Linked DNA regions of Homo sapiens: region 2 is linked to region 1. The links are chromatin loops, found by intact Hi-C in ENCODE. Cell type or tissue: spleen. All regions are shown on one strand. Links, peaks and the distances in the headings refer to the core of each region. The heading gives the core; the rest is flanking DNA. Region 1 overlaps IFT27 (intraflagellar transport 27). Region 2 overlaps NCF4-AS1 (NCF4 antisense RNA 1).

Region 1 (6,329 bases), core at 157-5,156:
CTTTTTTGTGTGGGGCGTGGGGGGTGGAAGGGTCTCTGCATTTGTGGGAAGCAAGAAGTCTGAGGCTGTGTTCATCATTCTGAAATCTCTTTCCAAATGCTATGCTCCATCTCCATCGCAGAATACCTGTCTGTGACCCAAGGATTCTTCTTCCCAGGGGCCTCTCCACCAATTCTATCTGCAATAGCAGTCACCTCCTCCAAGCTCATCTCTCACCTACTGGCTTTATCTCCCTCTCCTCTGCTGGTCAACAGCCCCAGAAACTGGTCCCTCAGAACTAAAGGTTTATGTCGCAGTTTTCAGTCTGAGACCTGAGCCTTTCACAAGACTGCTGGGAGCCATTTAATCGAGCGCTCCTCCCGTGCCCGTCACGGGTGCTGGAAGCTCTCCCTGCCCATCTTTAATTCCCTTTGCCCTCCCCATTTTCCCTCTCATGGCTCTGCTGAGCCTCCTTTGATGCTGATTGTTTCCATTTGCAGCCTCTTTTCCTCCTGAGTCTTACGTGGACTTGCACTCCACCGTCCAGGTCCTGGCAGAACACGTGCTTTCTGCTTCTCATCCTCTGGATCCTTAGCAAAATCAGCACCGCCCTCCGCGGCTTCCAACTCACATCACTTGGTACCATCTCTTCACCTTTGCTTCCCATTTTACAGTCGGCTTCAACACTCCTTTCCTCGACTTCTCAACAGTCTGCCACTGTTCACTTTTCAGTTTTGACTTTTCCCACCTATAATTTTCCCTTGTAAGACAATTATTTCAATGCTTGTGGCATTTCATTTTATGTGAACTCCTCCAGGTTTGAGTGAGCTATTCAGGTCCTGCTTTTCTATTTGTCATCACTCCTTAGAAGGGAACCAATATGTGCTGAGCCCCCCTCATGGACCTGTTCACACAATCCCATTCATTCCTTCCCCGCCAAGGTATCATTCACCTTACCTGACAGATGAAGAGACTGAGGCTCAGAGAGGCTGGGTAACTCGCCCAGGATTCCAACCTCACGCTCTTCCCAGGCCCTGCTCCTCTCCTAGAGCTCAGGGACCACTTCTGACACTTTTCTTGTTTTGAGATGGAGTCTCTGTCACGCAGGCTGAAGTACAGTGGTGCGATCTAGGCTCGCTGCAACCTCCGCCTCCCGGGTTCAAGTGATTCTCCTGCCTTAGCCTCCCGAGTAGCTGGGACTACAGGTGCACGCCACCATGACCAGCTAATGTTTGTATTTTTAGTAGAGACGGGGTTTCACCAGGTTGGCCAGCCTGATCACAAACTCTTGACCTCAGGTGATCTGCCTGCCTCTGCCTGCCAAAGTGCTGGGATTACAGAAGTGAGTTCTGACCCATTTTTAATGCTGTCCCTCCAAGCCCTCCTCACCGCCTTCCATGACATCTGGGGCAACCACAGCCTAGACTGTCAAGGGGTACCCACCCATCTCGGAGCAAACAGAGCGCATCGCTTTCCTTCCTTGGGCCCTGACTGCACCCGCCCTCCCAACTTCAGCTCTGCTCCTGAATTCAGCTGGAAGTTGGCTCCTCCTGCTTATGAGATTCCTCACAGATTTGTTCTGGTTAATTTCATAAATCTTTCCTCTGACTGTCAGTCAGAGTCACCAACACTTACAGGAAACCGCCTGTGTTGGCTATGAGGGCTCAGAAGCACAGGGAGGTGAAATAACTGATAAACACATTTGCAGAGCAACAGGATGACAAGTGCAAATTCAAATAGCACAAACTGAGAAGCAAGGCGTCTGGGAAGCATCGAGAAAAGAAATGAATGAGAGGATTCACTGGGGAGGGAGGCTTCCCTAGGGGCAAGGGCTGGGCCTGGGGGCGACAGCAGGCAGGGCGCTGCAGGACAGAGAGGATGACGTCTGCAAGGGCACGATGCGAGATCACCTGTGACCTCACAGTTGCCAAGGCCGATGGCCTTTTCTTGGTTCTCATCCTCCTTGACTTCTCTGAAGGATGTGAGTCAGCCTGAAGTGACCCCTTCCTTCCCGAGTCCTGTCCCCGTGGCCTCAGTGACCCTGCCCTGGCCTGGTTCTCCTGCTATCTGCCTGCCCCTCTGCCCCCCGAGTGTGGGCATTCCCATGGGCCTGTCATCGGCGGCGCTCTGCTCCTAGTCCACTCCGTCCCACTGACTCTCATCACCTTGACAGAAGGCAGGATCTCCCTCCCAAGCTTTGTCTGTATATCCAAAAACCCGTGTGCGTTGCCACTAGAATGAAGGACCTTCCTCCAACCTCAGTCTGTCTACAGCCAAGCTCCGTCATGCCCTGGTCCTGAGTGGGCTGCCCCCATCACCCAAGCTTTCTGTTTGTGACGCCACCGTGTGTTTTCATCGTCCCCAGATTCAACGGGTCACCTCTGACTGCTCCTCCTCCTTCCTCCCATCTTCAGGCAGCCTCCCTTGCATTCCTCACATCCTTGGCTGAGTCTCAGCCCACCTCTGCTCGGCCCTCCCTGCTGACCCTGCCCCAGTTAGCTCAGCCTCACTGCTGGGTTTCTATCTCAGCCCCAAGCCCATCCTTCCACAGTGTGCAGGGGAGGGGCCTCTGCAGACACATTTCTCCCTTGCTAGGAGCTTCCTGTTAGGCTCTGCCAATGGGAGTTCTGGAAGAAGAAGGGAAGGCTGGAGTCGGGGGAGAGGACACTGCTCTTCCCGCCTGCTTCTCCTTTTTCTTAGTACTACCCTAGCAATGGCCTGCACCCCAGCAGCACTAACTGCTTCCTGTCTTGGGGTGTGTGTGTGTGTGTGTGTTTCCCTACTCCCAGACCAGCTTATTGTTGCCCCCAGAGGAAACAGCGCCAGCGGGCAGTGCCCTCTTCTCAGAGATCCACACCTTGGCTCCCAGGGCCCCTCCTCCCTGCTTCTGGGCTGAGAGCCCCACATGCTTCCCTCTGCTTCCCCAGCCCAAGAGGTGGTGCTCCTTCCTGCAGTTACTACCCGTGCTGCCTCAGTTTCCCCCTTTTCCTCTTCCAGTCCTCTAGCACCAGTGTCATTCACATCCTACTGAAATCCTCACTGTTGAAATGCCGAGTAGAGTTGCTGGTTTTTGCCTGGCCCCTGACTTATGTAGTCCTTGGTACCAGGAGTGGTCTTAAAACATGGACCCTCCAGGATGGTTTGGAACTGGTTTGGTGTGTCTTGCCCTGAACACAGGGCTGGGCTCCTCCCAGTGGGAAATGGGTCCTGGTGCTCTGTGGCATGTGCTGGGGTCACGCGGCAGGTGACTGAACTCCTGAGGTGCCGGGACCAGCCGGGCAGGGCCCCTTCCTCAGGGGTCCGGATCCCAGCTCCCTGGGTCTCTTCAAGCTTCTGACAACCCCGACCTCTGCCCGCCAATCTGTGTCAACTCAATGCTGCCTTCTTGCTTCCTCAGTTCTCCAACACTTGATGAAGCAATTCCATACATTAAAATTTCTCTGCTGAAATGACGACTGCGTTTTCTGTCTTCCCGACTGTGCCTTGAACACTTCTTTTCTCTTCTTTTTTCTCCCGGCTGTTATCCACCCAGTGGGTGGCATCAACAGGTGGACCCCCATGACACAGTGCCTCCATCTTGGCAAACCTTCACACAAACCCCACTGAGGATTCCTTCATAGCCTACCCATCTCCACGGTCAGCCCTAACCCACCTTCCCACTCTCTCCCTAGTAATCCCTTACCCCAAATCTGGGCTCTGCATTCCTGTTCGCCCAGTCCCTGGAAATTCCTCAAGGCCACCTCCTTCCAGGTACCCCTAGACCAAATTCAAATCCTGTCCATTCTCTGCAAGGAAAGCTCAAAGAATACCCTTCCTGCACAGCCTCTGAAGGCCATCTCTCCCTCCTTCATCTTTATCTGTGTGGCTAACGTGGATCGTTGCTCAGTGGTAGCGCACGATGTGATGTCAGAGCAACCCTCCCAGGAGGCTCTATTACCATCTCCATGTATATCAAGAGGCAGCATATTATGGTACTTAAGGGCACAGACTCTGGAGCCAGACTCCAGCTCCATCACTTTCTAGCTGTGTGAGTTTAAATCAGTTACTTAACCTCTCTGTGCCTCAGCTGCAACATGTATAACCTAAGATAATCATAGCACCTACCCCACAGAATTGTTATGAGGATTTAATGAGTTAATATGCACAGTGCCTGGCATATATAAGTACTATTTAAGTGTTTTTTTAAAAGTAAACAAAATACAGATCAATGTCAAATGTTGTTTTCTTTCTTCTCCAGAACCAGAACAAGTAGCAGCTGTGCCTGGAGGCATTTCCCCGCATCTGGCACACAAAGGGCATTCACTTTGTGTTCGCTGTGTTAGAACGTATCACACGCATCTTAGTTCTTCCTTGAGTGCAACTGACTCATGCTTGCAGGCCCACTGCACCTTGCACGGTGACTCTGACGTAGTAGGTGCTCAGCGAGTATCTGTTCAATGCATAAACACTTGAACTGAACGTCAGGTCCTTCAATGACCAGTTATGTGAGAGAAAAAACAGAGTAACTCAGTTTAAACAGTAGGGCTGTGGGTCATGGATGGAAAAATAAAACCAATGGCATGTGTGTGGTGGGGGTGGGTGGACAGGTGTCAGAGGGGGCTGATTTCTGGGCTGAGGTCTTTTGGTCCCTGGAAACTTCCAAGAGGAAATGCTGTGGAATCCCTGAAAAGAGGCTGCAGATTGAGGCGCAGGCTGGAGTTCAGGAGCCACTAACTAGGCAGTGGCTGCACTCAGGTGAAAGAACTACCCAAGGGAGTTGGGGGTAAAGAAGGGCACAAAGAGGCCGGGCATAGTGGGTGGCTCACGCCTGTAATCCCAGCACTTTGGGAGGCTGAGGCAGGTGGATCACTTGAGGTCTGGAGTTCAAGACCAGCCTGACCAACTGGTGAAACCCCATCTCTACTAAAAATACAAAAATTAACTGGGCATGGTGGTGTGTGCCTGTATCCCCGGCTGCTCGGGAGGCTGAGGCAGGGAATCATTTAAACCCAGGAGGTGGAAGTTGCAGTGAGCTAAGGTTGTGCACCACTGCACTCCAGCCTGGGAGACAGAGTGAAATTACGCCTCAAAAAAAAAGGTCCGGGCACAGTGACTCACGCCTGTAATCCCAGCACTTTGGGAGGCCGAGGCGGGCAGATCACCTGACGTCAGGAGTTCAAGACCAGCCTGGCTAACATGGTGAAACCCAGTCTCCACTAAAAAATACAAAAAATTAGCTGGGTATGGTGGTGGGCGCCTGTAATCCCAGCTACTTGGGAGGCTGAGGCAGAAGAATCGCTTGAACCCAGGAGGTGGAGGTTGCAGTGAGCTGAGATTGTGCCATTGCACTCCAGCTTAGGCAATGAGAGTGAAACTCCGTCTCAAAAAAAAAAAAAAAAAAAATAGAAGGACACAGAGGAGCACTACTTGAGGACAGAGTAGCTTGGGCTAAAGCCCTGGAAATCAGATTGGGACCCAGGGTCTGGATCATACAGCTCTGCCACTTCCAGCTCTGTGACCCATGGCAAATGTTCTCATTTTTCTGGGCCTCAGTTGCCTCATCTGTAAATGAGGATGGCAATAATGCCAATCCCACAGGGTTGCTATGAGGATTCAATGAGACCACCTGTATTGAGGGTCTAGCAGAGCTGATGCACCCAAAGCGCCAGTAAGTTAGCTCCATGATGAAAACCGAATTTAAAAAGAACCCAGAGAGAAGCCCATTTAAAAAAAAAAGTAACTTCAGAAAATAATGTTCCCACCTTATCCATAAGGAAATTAAAGCTCAAAAAGTGCTTCGTCCAAGATGACACAGCCAATAAGAGGAACAGGCAAAATTACTTTTGTTACACAACACTGCCTCCTCTGGTGCTCTGGAAACTGGAGATTCTCCTGAGAACCATTAATTTATTTTGCTCCAGTATGATTCAGTTACTACTGTCAGTCATCTTTCTGTGTGACCCTTTTATTTTCAAATTATAAAAGCCATTAAAAATATTATCATTTATTCTCAGTCTGGAAGAGGGGAATTTTTTAAAACAGGAATCTCTTTTTCTCTATATAATTTCTCACCACTTCTTTCCTGAGCTGGCCAGGGAAGCCTGGAAAGGTCACAGGTTTCAACAGAAACACGAGTTAAGAGTTTTGGAGTTGGCCAGATCTAGGGGCTGAAATCCTGCATAGGGCCTTCACTAGGGGTTGACCTTGGCTGACATCTCTCAGTGCCTCAGTAAGATCAGAACAATCCAGTACCTGGCCGGGCGCAGTGGCTCATGCCTGTAATCCCAGCACTTTGGGAGGCCGAGGTGGGTGGATCACCTGAAGTCAGGAGTTCGAGACCAGTCTGGCCAACATGGTGAAACCCCAGCTCT
Region 2 (6,329 bases), core at 731-5,730, 83 kb after region 1:
AATAGCAGAGGCCACAGCTGCAGAAGGACCCCAGGTGAGGGCTGGGGACAGGAGTACACTGAGGGCTGTGGCTAGGAGGTCACAGCTGGGAGCAGGTGGCCGAAGGGCCAGGAGCTGAAAGGCCAGTTACAGAACTCCCAGGACTGCGTGTTACAAAGCTCTCTGGTTCCTGGCTGTGCAGCTCCGAGAGAGTGGGGCACCCTGGGCAGTCGTCGCCACACTGTGGGCATGTAAGAGGGAAAGCTCTCCCCTTAACGTAGAGGGCAGAGCTCATGAGGAGCGAGAGATGCTTTTATTTCAATCACCTGGGTCCTGGCCTCATCCGGCAAGAGGGCAATGTCCGAGATCAAAAGCCCAGTCCTACTGCAAGTCTACCCACTTGCTTTGTCTCCTTCTTCACTCTCGGCCTCCATCCTCCCCTCTTTTTCTCCCTCCCTTCCTCCCACAAACCCTTATTGGTCCTGTTTTGGACACTGGTGATTCATAGATGAATGGGACATGGTTCTTGCCCCCAAATGTGCCCATGCTATGGAATCTTCAGCAGGAAGAGGTGAGAAGTGAAGACGCTGACAGAGGCTGGAATTAAAGTGACAGCTCTAGCTGGGGAGGGTGCTGCCCCAGCCTTCCAGGGAAGTCTTTGACCAGTTTTGAATCTTAGGTGATGCAAAGAATCAAATGGATGAAGAAAAGCCATAAAATCATAGAGATGGGAGGAAGACGGGGAGAATGCATCAGGAGAGGTCAAGTTGATGTACAGGACAATGAGCAGGCAGAGGAAGGGAGGAAGGCATGTCCTGGGGCCCGGGCTGGAGGGAGGGTGCGGGTGGGTGAGGGGCTTCAGAGTGCTGCAGCGCAGAGGAGGGAGGAGAGGGCTGTGGAAAGGGGAGGTTGCCATTCCTTTGTAGTTAATATTTGGAGGCACGACTGATTTTTGAATATAGTTTCATGCAGATGCTGGTCAGCCTGGAGCCACACTTTTCTGCTGGCTGTAGATTTTTCCCCTTTTGATGCCTTTAGGAAAATCAAATTCCAACATGTCTGTGCTGGATAAACTGCAGCTAGAGGAGCCCTCCTTTCCTGGGGCACTTTCAAAGGCAGTGGCATCTTAGCAGCATCAGGAACCAGAGGTAGACCCTCAGGGAGGAGGCAGCCCTCAGGCAGCTGCTCTGCCTCACCCCTCACCCAGGATTCACCTTCCTGAGCTCTTTTTAACTGTCGCAAGGTAGTCTCTTTGCTGTTAACTCTGGTGCAGCGTCCACACAGACCTGCTTGCTTTTATAAATAAAGTTTTATTGGAAGATAGTCATGCACATTCAACTATTTATTGTTTATGGCTGCTTTTGTGCTGTGACAGCAGAATTCAGCAGTTGTGACAGAGACCAACTCCCTGCAAAGCCTAAACTATTTACTATCTGGCGTTTTTTAGAAATTATTTTTCAGCTGGGTGCAGTAGCTCACACCTGCAATCCCAGCACTTTAGGAGGCTGAAGCAGGTGGATCACTTGAGGCCAGAAGTTTGAGACCAGCCTGCCAACATGTTGAAACCTCATCTCCACTAAAAATACAAAAATTAGCGGGGCGTGGTGGCAGATGTCTGTAATCCTAGCTACTCAGGAGGCTGAGGTATGAGAATGGCTTGAATCCGGGAGGCAGAGGTTGCAGTGAGCTGAGATTGCACCACTGCACTCCAGCCTAGGTGACAGAGCGAGACTCCAACTTAAAAAAAAAAAATGAAAGAAAGAAAATGAAAAGAAAGCATTTGCCAATCCCTGCTCCAGTGTACTGGGTAGGGTACAGGTTCAGCTGCTGTAACAAGCATCAAAGAATCAGCTGCTAAAACACAATAGAAATTTCTTTCTCCCTGAAAAATCTGAACAGAAGCAGGGTCAGAGATCCAAGCTGTTTTGTTGCTTAACTGTTCTCCATAGCTGGCCTCTCCAGCCAGCTGGAAGGGGAGATGGGAAATGGAAGATACACCTTCTGTCTTTCACGACACAGCCTGATAGCATGTCCATGGCCTCCCCTCCCATTCTATTGGCCAGCAACTGGTCACATGGCCACAGGGAGCTGCAAGGTAGGCTGGGAAATGTTCTCTTTAGCTGGGTGGCCATGAGTCCAGCCACAACTCAGGGACTTTATCACTAAAGGAGAAAGGACAGAGTGGATCGTAGGGGATATTAGCAGTCTCTGCTACACCTTATCAAGAAGAATAAAGACAGAGTGCACAGGGGAAGGATTTGGCATTCCCTGCAGAGTATTAGAAAAAAATTTGTAACATGCTCAAATGAAGTAGGTATCAATAACGGATATAAAATACCTCCTTCTTCCACTTCCTCCCTCAAATATTTATTAAGCCCTCATTTATATTAGGCTCTATTTGGATGCATTTTGCAGATAAATAACCTGAAGCTCGGAGTGCTTGAGGGAGATGTCTGAGAGTTCATAGCCAAAGAGTGAGAGCTCTTTCTGCCTTATTGCCTTGCTTCCCTTGGGACACCCTGGGGCTGGGAGCTGGGCCTTGCAGCCTGCTAGGCTGGCTAGGTTTGGTGACACAGAAAGCAAATGAATAATTTTTAAAGTGAGAATTCTATAAAGGAGACTGCTTGAACAGATTCTGTTAGACTGAAAAGGCAGAAGGAGACACCGAGGTCACCAGAGATAGAAACTTCAGGAAGCAGCCATCACCCCTGCGGCTGTGGGAACGGAAGGAAGAGAGCGGGGTTACGCTAGCCTGGAAGCTTGGAGGAGGAGACTTAGACCTGCGGGGAGGAGCTGGGACTCAGAACTGCAGACCTCTGAGGAGGGGGTGGGGTGAGACTGGCTCTGGGAATGTGAAAAAAACTAAAACCTAGAATCAACTGCTGCTGGGCCAACATGGCTTCCAGGGCAGGGCAGTTGGGTCCCGCCTGCAAAGAGAAAGAAGCAAGCCCCTCCTTCCTCTCCCATCCTTCCGGCCTCCCTCCAGCGCCCCCTCCTGGCCAAGGGCAGCGGAAATCAGCCAGCAAAGCAGAACAAACAGGGTTTTGAGTCCCAGCTCGGGCACCACAAAGCAGAGGGTAGAAGAAAGGTTTGGAGCTGGGAGAAAATCATTTAATAACCAGCCCCAAGGCTATGACTCATTTAGACCCCCAGTCTGTGCAGACCTGGGGCCACTGCCTCTGAGCCAGTGCACACCGGGTACTCTGGAGCCTCTGTCTTCTGATACATGGGTCAGGGGGAATGCAAAATGATTCAACCACTTTGGAAAACAGTTTCCTTCTTTTTGTTTGTTTGTTTGTTTGTTTGTTTGTTTGTTTGTTTGTTTTTAGACCGAGTCTCGCTCTGTCGCCCAGGGTGGGGTGCAGTGACGCGATCTCAGCTTGCTGAAATCTCTCCTGGGTTCAAGGGATTCTCCTGCCTCAGCCTCCCGAGTAATTGGGATTACAGGTGCCCACCACCATGCGTGGCTAATTTTTGTATTTTTAATAGAGATGGGGCTTCACCATGTTGGCCAGGCTGGTCTCGAACTCCTGACCTCAGGTGATTCACCCACCTCGGCCTCCCAAAGTGCTGGGATTACAGGCGTGAGCCACCACACCCGACCTGGAAAACAGTTTTCCTATAAAGTTAAATATGCATCTACCATATGACCCAGCAACTCTCTCTTAGATATTTACCCAAGAGAAATGAAGGCACATGCTCACTCAAACATTTATGCTTGATGTTTGTAGCCCCTTTGTTTTAACAGCCCCAAACTGGAAAACAAAAAAAAAACCCTAATGTTTATGAACTTGTGCATGGAAAACAACTTATGTTATATCCATACAATAAAATACTACTTGACAATAAAAAGAATGAATACCGATGTACATATCAACACTCATGAATTTCAAAAGCGTTATACTATGTGAAAAAAAACAGGCACAAAAGATCACATACTCTGTGGTTTTGTCCGAAATTTCAGAAATGGCAAAATACTGTGATAGAAAGTGGATCAGTCATTGCCAGGGCCTGGGGGTAGGGGAAGGAGATTGGCTGCAAAGTGTCCTGAGGGATCTTTTGAGATAATGGAAATGTCCTATATAATGATTGTGGTGCTGGTTACACAACTGTCCAAACCCATGGAATTGTATACTTTCAGTTGGTAAGTTTTACTGTGTGTGAATTGCACCTTGATAAAGCTGATTTTTTAAAAATTGAAGTAGAACGCTGTTAGAAGTGGTGCTTCCTCCCCTTGTTTCTAATGCCACCCTCTTGCAAGCCCATATCCAAGTAGTGGACCAAGGCATCTTATAAAAACATAAATTCAATCATATCACTCCTTGTTTAAAACACTTGAATGGTTTCTCTTTCCTCTTTGAATGAAATCCTGAGAATCACCATGACTTACAAGCCTATCTGTCCTGCTCACTGACCCTGACATTTGGAGGGCCTAGAGCAATGGGACAGAGGCCCATGTACCACGATTCTAAATATGTACAGTTAGGAATCAAGCCAATCAACTGCTAAAAAGTAAGTTCTATCCTTCTTTGATAAATGTACCTTCATGATAAACTGGAAGGCCAGGTTCAAATGTAGAGTTTGGAGTTCTGTCCCAGAATGTAAGGTTAACGAAAGGCAGACGCTAGACTATAGCCTACTGCCATTGCCTTTCCACCCCCGGATCCATCTGAAACCTCCAGGCTACCTGCCAGGCCGCTGTAGACATTTGTGTCCATAACCTCTGGGGACCAAAGACAGCACTGGAGATGGAATCAGAGAAACTGGATGTGAAACATGTATCTCTTGGTTTTCCCCAAATTGTACTTGATTCTGTATGTGTGTACATGTTTGAGCATGGGTATGCATGCACGTGTATATTTGCATGTGTGTGCATGCATGTATGTGCATTTCTATATGCCTGTGTGTACATGCATGTGTGTGCAGGTGTACATGTACATGTGTATATGTATGTGTCTCTGTGTACATGCCTATGTGTGCATGTGTATATGTACATGTGTATGTGTATATGTGCCTGCGTGTGCATGTGTATATATGCCTGTGTGTGCATGCATGTGTATGTGTTTATACATGTTTGTGCATGTGTATGTGTGCCTGCGTGTGCATGTGTATATGTGCCTGTGTTGTGCATGTGTGTTTATTTATGTACCTCAACAGCAGTGTGAGCTACCTGAGGGCAGCAGTTGTGCTGAATTCATCTCAATATCCTTTCTACCTGGTGCAGAGTGATACTAGATGAATGCTTGTGGAGTGAATAAATGAATGAATGAGGGCCAGTACAGCAGTTATTAAGTGTGGGTCTTGAAGCCAGACTGATGTGAGGTCCAAATCTTACTCTGCCGGTCATTAAGCAAGCCGCTTTGGTTTATTTTCCTAATCCCGTAAAGCCTGGGTTTCCTTATCTCCCGGTGGGGATAAGAATACCACTATTTTATGGGGGTTGGTGTGAGGATTAGGTAACAACAATCAGAGCCAACATGGACCAAGCCAGGCTGTGGGCCAGGCACTGTACTAAGGGCTTTGCAAATGCTAGCTCTCGTGCTCCTCCTGGCAATTTCACGGTGTAGGGGTGGTTACACAGTCAACTCTCAGAGTGACTTGGCTGTTACCGTATTTATGATGGTGGAGAGGAGATTCAGGATTCTTAGCCCCTGGGGGAAGCTTCCCCTGAGTGCAGCTCAGATTCTGGCTGATAGGGCTGTCTGGAGAGGTTGTCTGAGCCAGCAGGCTGCGCGCTCTGCCTGGCCAGCTGCAACTTGACTCTCGACTTGGCCGGGTCCTTCTAGTGCGGCTTATAGCATTCAACCTCCTCTAGGTGGCGCTGCGGAGCGGGGACTCGGCTGCTGATCGCGGCGCCCCCTGGCGGTCTGTTCCCGTCAACATTTAGATTAAGCGCAGAGCCGGTTCCGCCAGGGAAGTGCGCGTCCCGGTGCCCCCGCGTGATGAGAGCGGATGACAGATTGCGGGAAAAAGTTAGAATGTAACGTTAGTTGTATGACAGAGAGGACCAAGCTGTGCAGCAGAGGGAGACAGAAAAGGGAGGGACCAAGCCACAGCAAGGAATGATCGTCAATAACATTAACGTCTAGAATTTATTGACCACCTGCTATGCGCGAGCCACTGTCCTAAACATCTGGTATTCATTCCCTTAGTTAACACACCTCTAGTAAGTGCGTGTCTCAAGAACAGTGTCTGTGTTTCATTTAGGGCCTAGCACACAGTGGGTGTCTGGCACATAGTAGGTTCTCAACACATTTGGAAATGAATAATACAATAATCCTGCAATTTTTCTCTCCAATTAATAATGTAGAGGCAAATATTATCTCCATTTAGAAAACTGAACAATGGTC

The links. A loop is a pair of places that touch in the nucleus more often than their neighbours do. Peaks named below come from ENCODE experiments on the same cell type or tissue, not always from the same donor. Only the 100,000 strongest peaks of a DNase experiment are listed, where the experiment ranks them.
Region 2: it touches region 1 in a loop (5-fold over the local background); 12 of 110 quality-filtered maps call a loop at or near these places.

Annotation. Positions count from the first base shown.
Region 1 is chr22:36,768,314-36,774,642 of GRCh38, forward strand. All of the region lies in intron 1 of IFT27 (intraflagellar transport 27), which reads right to left. Among named protein-coding and RNA genes, the nearest start is that of IFT27, 4.6 kb to the right of the region's middle. In spleen, for the core only: no CTCF peak of the experiment used is centred there; a DNase peak (open chromatin) is centred at 2,068.
Region 2 is chr22:36,850,724-36,857,052 of GRCh38, forward strand. All of the region lies in intron 1 of NCF4-AS1 (NCF4 antisense RNA 1), which reads right to left. Among named protein-coding and RNA genes, the nearest start is that of NCF4, 7.1 kb to the right of the region's middle. In spleen, for the core only: a CTCF peak has its summit at 2,999 (motif pointing left); a DNase peak (open chromatin) is centred at 2,948; H3K4me3 peaks cover 1,221 bases; H3K27ac peaks cover 824 bases.